Linked DNA regions of Homo sapiens: region 1 is linked to region 2. Evidence: read pairs that join two places in POLR2A ChIA-PET (ENCODE). Cell type or tissue: PC-9. All regions are shown on one strand.

What was found. ChIA-PET counts read pairs that join two places held together with the same protein. Peaks named below come from ENCODE experiments on the same cell type or tissue, not always from the same donor. Only the 100,000 strongest peaks of a DNase experiment are listed, where the experiment ranks them.
Region 1: POLR2A ChIA-PET joins it to region 2 with 8 read pairs; 1 of 35 experiments calls an interaction of 5 or more read pairs at or near these places.

The regions. Positions count from the first base shown.
Region 1 is chr12:52,307,170-52,309,669 of GRCh38, reverse strand. KRT86 (keratin 86) reads right to left here. Exons shown (of 11, transcript NM_001320198.2): 10 at 1,406-1,437; 11 at 507-1,266. The coding sequence ends at 1,085. Among named protein-coding and RNA genes, the nearest start is that of KRT83, 13 kb to the left of the region's middle. In PC-9, no CTCF peak of the experiment used is centred here; a DNase peak (open chromatin) is centred at 1,009; H3K4me3 peaks cover 1,456 bases.
Region 2 is chr12:52,873,322-52,875,821 of GRCh38, reverse strand. No RefSeq gene overlaps it. Among named protein-coding and RNA genes, the nearest start is that of MIR9898, 24 kb to the left of the region's middle. RefSeq lists a silencer at 1,369-1,598. In PC-9, no CTCF peak of the experiment used is centred here; DNase peaks (open chromatin) are centred at 1,351 and 1,751; H3K4me3 peaks cover 1,349 bases; H3K27ac peaks cover 2,071 bases.

The DNA of each region.
Region 1 (2,500 bases), 570 kb after region 2:
CACATACCTTCCTTCCATTCTTACCCCGTCTTTTTCCCCATGCACTTTCCCCTCCAGGAAGGCCCTGGGGTGGGGGCGGCGGGTGATCACCTTGGTTGAGAACCCCTAGAAAACATATGGCCACATCTAGAGACATTTTTAGTTGTCACAAGAGGGTGGTGGAGGACCCTTGGCATCTAGTGGATTGAGGCCAGGGATGCTACTAAACATCCTACCAAATGCACGCGACAGCCCTAAAACAAAGAATGACCCAGCTCACACTGTCAATAGTGCTGAAGTTGATAAATCCTGGTCTAGAGAAACCCATGACCCCATAAGATTCCCTGGCTCCGTGAGTCTTCTCTCGTTTTCCCCAAGGCCTGGGCTGCTCAAGTACAGATGGGCAGCACCTACTGTGGTCATTTTTAGCTACTGAAAAATAGTGGATAAACAGGTCCTGAGGCGCTCTGGCAGGAGCCCCTATCACAGGAAGGCCCTGGCATTTTCAAGACTCTGAGACACTAGGCTTGATTCGCTACAATGAGTTTATTGGAAACACAGAGTGAAACAAAGACAAAGGAGAAGGCAGCAGAGTCATTAGTTTTTCAGAAGCTCTTGAGGGCAGCCCCGGAAGGGAGATGTTCTCCCCACACGCGTGGGCCTGTCCCTCGCAGAGTCATAGAACCACTATCCAGGGTCCGCGTCTCCATTCCACAGGCAAAAGCACATGGGCAGAGTCCCAGGTCGTGCAGACAGGGACATTCCCGGGCCTCCCCCGTTCCTCCAAGCTTTGGGGAAGAGCTCAGGCAAGACCAATGTATACAGCAAAAAAAACAGAAGGCAGGCGGAAGAAAAAGATGAATCCTCGGGACAACAAATTGACTACCAGGAAAGGCTACAGAGAGAGACCATGGCGCCTCCCGGCCCTCCCCGGACTCCTGCGACCGGGGATGGCTCCCGGAGCGGAGCGGTGGGGAGGGCGCTTAGAGTGCAGGCAGCGGGCGGCGGCTATTGGGAGGCCGGCGCGGGCGGCGCGTTCTGGTGGCGCGAGGTACTGGCTGGGTGGAGAGTGACGGCGACAGGCGCTGGCGGAGGCGGCAGCCTCCTAGCACCTCTTACAGCTGCCGCCGCAGACGCCAACCCGGGCGGAGGGGGCGCAGGCGTTAGTAGTGCCCACCACCACGTTGCTGTTGCTGGGGACGCTACTGACTCTGGTGGAGACAACAGGGGCAGTAGTGGAGGCGCAGAGATCGCCACAGACAACGCCACCGCGGGAGCTGCTGACGCCTGCAGGGGAAAGAGACGGAGGCGCGCGTCAGGCGCAGCCGCGACCTGGGTGAGTGGCTTTGCTGCGAGCCCACGCGCCCTTTGCCCAGAGGCTCCCAGACCCGCCCAGCGGGAGGAGGGGACGGACCCCACTACTTACAGACATTCACCGAGCCGACGCCCTCGCACAGCCTGCAGGGAGAGAAGGCGAGAGGTCAGTGCCGCGGAAAAGGCGCCGGGCCCCCGTGACTGAAGTGGAGGGGGACATCTGTGGCCCTCCATCTGGGCACTTGCCCAAGGGAAGGGGCAAGAAATGCTCTCGGCCAGGAGCCAGTGTAGACTCGGGTCACCGTGAGGGTCTGGAGACAGAAGGCCTGTGAGTGCCTCGCTCTCCACTGCTTCTGAGCTGTGCAACCCCAGCTTGGGCCAACCTCAGCCTAGGCTTCCTCATCAGGAAAACCTACTTCGTAGATCTCTTGCGAGGACTGAATCAAATAAGAAGCGTCCAGTGCTTAGTGCCTGGCTCATAGCCCTTAAGAGCTATTAGCTGCCACTACCTCGAAGTTGGTTCTGACTGAATTGCAGGTGCATTTGAGGGGAGCAGATTTAACTTCTGAAATCCAGTCTGATTGGTGTCATTAGATTATAGGCATCAGGAGGGTAGACATTTTTGTCTATTCCTTCCTGCACCACCTAAAAACAATGCCTGGCTCAATACAAAACTGTTAGATAAACAAATGGGATTTTAGAACAGGCTCAGAGACTGCCCACCACAGTCCTCTCATCCGGCAGATGGAAAGGCTGAGGCCCAGAAGGAGGACATATCCAATGACAAGGCAGGGCTGTCACCCCAGACACTCATTTCTACCCACCCCACATTTCCCTCCCAATAGCTTCCCCTAAGGGAAGAAAATGGAGTTCCCCTGAAAGCACACTGGCCAAGGATTGGTTAAATCAGCTTCAGATAAGAGAAGCCATGGCCACCATCAAATCATTCCATGCCCAGGTTCCCTAGGTAACACATACCAAAGCTCCTGAGTTCACTCCAAGAGCCCCGTGTGATGGAGGAGTGGGCCACTCAGATTCCAATGCCATCTCCATGTGTTTCTCCAACTTCCAAATTCAGACTTGGAAAACTCCTCCTCCCAGAATTCTTCACTTATGAAATTCCCCAGGCCCAGCCAGACAGACCCCTGCCTCTGAGCTTTCCAATGGAACAACTCGAGTTTGGTGGAAATCTCGTCATATGGTCACT
Region 2 (2,500 bases):
GTGTGTGTGTGTGTGTGTGTGTGAGTAATGACCTGCACACCATTGTGAATCTGTGTGTAATGACTCCACTGATTCCTTCATGTCTGTTGGTAACAGCTCTATATATCAGGTGTGCACCACATGAAACATGCACGTGTGTGTGTCTGGGCATCTTTGCAATGACCCCCACAGCTGGATCTGTGCACTGTGTCCAGCAGCCATTGTGCATGTGTATGTGAGTGTGTGTGTGTGTCCTACAAAGTGTGCGTGGGTCGAGCTGCAGGGTCCTCTTCCCCAGCCCCGGGATCTGGCATATCCTGTTGCCTACTCCAAACCCCACATGTACTGACTCTTGGCTTCTTTCTCCTTCCCACCCCAGTCCCTCTCACAGTCCTGGGGGATCCTCTCTTGGTATGGGAAAGCCTGGATGAAGTTGAAGGCTGGTCTCCCTGTGGAGGTGGTGGAGTTTCCCCCAGGTTTGCTGTGGGGCCAGGTGGAGGCCACTCCTGGCTAAGGCGCTCAGGGAACAGCCACAGCCGTGGAAAGAGCATACACTTTAGAGCCAGAGAGTCCTGGGTTCAAATCCAGATTTGCTCATATACTGTGCCAGTGTGACCTTGAGCCACCACGTAGGCCTCAGTTTCTCCCCGGTAAAATGGGGATTATGTTTGTTTTTGGAGTTGCTGTGAGAAGCATCGATAAGGTGAACACGAAGCTCCTAGCATGGCACACATGGCCCACAGTAGTCTCTGGACAATTGTGGGTCCTTTTCCCTTTTTGAGGGATCACTTGGTTTAAGATCACTTTTGAGATCTTGCTTTAAAATCACTTTGAGATATTTCAGGCACTGCTGTAGGGATTGAGCCTGGCCTGCAGGGTAGCATCTGGCCCCAGACCTTCAGGGGCCCTGGCACTGTGGAGGGGGCAGAGCCAGAGCTGGAGAATTACTCAGAGCTAACCCCTGAGGGGCCTGTCCTGGCCGCTGTGAGACAGAGGCACAGAGCTGCTAAGCTCTTCCCCACTTCTGGGGAAGTGGGGTGTAGGGGGGCACAGAGATGATCTGGAGTGGTGGAGGTCAGTGATGCTCCAAAGAGACCAACAGGCAGATTCCAAAAGACCACAGTCCATCGGCCACACTCATAAAGATCTTAAGACACAGAGACACCCCCAGAAAGACAGGCACACAACCTCCCGTTGTGGGGACAGAAGGCCCCACCGCCCATGGACAGACACACAGTCTCCCAGAAGAACAGATACCAGATTCTCCTCCCTAGAGCGGGACAAATTCTCCCACAGGGACAGAAACGCATTCTCCCCACAACACTCTCCTCTGCCCCGGGGGAGGACGCGAAGGGGGCGGAAGGCAGGCCAGGCTCCCCCTGCTGAGTCAGGCTCTCCCGGCTTAGCGGGCGGGTCTGGGGTGGGAAGAGGCCGGGCGCCCGTCCAGCTCCAGAGGTGGGGTGCTGGATGAGTCACCGCGGAGCGGGCGCGGCCGGCGCCGCCCTGGGGCCCCCGGCCGCCGTGGGAGCGCTCGGGCCCAGCCAATCGGCGGCCGCCACCCGGCTCTAGCGCTCTGCCCCGCCCCGCCGCGCCCCGCGGGCTTCCAGGTTCCCAGGGCCTCTAGCCGCCCCGAGAGACCCCTGACGCGGCACCCAGCCAGACTCCATGGTCTCTACTTCTGGAGAGAGGCTGTCGGTGACGGAGCACAGGGCTCTCAGGGGAACCGAGCGGAGACGTCTCAGCTCCTCTTCGAGGGGCCACTCCCCGCCACTCCCACCTGTGGATTAGGGGCACGGGTGGCTCTGCGGGGGGTGGGAGGCAGCCTCGCTCTTCTTCCTTCTTACCCCCCTCTGAGCTCTTCCCGGAATGTCTCTGCGGGGCACTCAGCTCCTCCTTGAAGGAGACAGGCTGCCTTGTTTGCCAGGCTCAGGGGCACAGGGGCATTTCCTGCTACGGTCTTGACGGCAGAAGTTCTCTGTCCACAGTCAGCAACACCACACGCTGTCATCTGCTTCAGAAATTGTTCTAGGGACAATACAGTCAGAAAATATGCTCAGAGGGCCACTGTCCCTAAGACCTTGGTGATGCCAGCTGCTGGCAGGTGCACCTGACTTGCACCTGGGCCACAAAACACACACACACACCCCACACACATGCACAGGTTTAGACGGTGCAGACACACACACAGACAGATGTTACACGATTCTCATATATAGCTCTTTATTTTCGGGCACACAGAGAGACACATTCAGCAGTAGAGGGAAGTCTCCTGGTTCTGCCTCTTACTGGTGATCTGACTTTGGGTCAATTATCGGATCTCTCCAACCTTATGGCCCTATCTGTAAAATGGGGATAGCTAGAATATCTTCCTTAAAGGATTGTCCGAGGATTAAAGGAAACAACACCTGGAGAGTACATTGAAATAATAAATGGTAGCTATGATGATCTCCCCCACAGATATATCCACACACAGAGGCATGGACACATGCAGATTTACACACACACAAAACCTCAGACATCA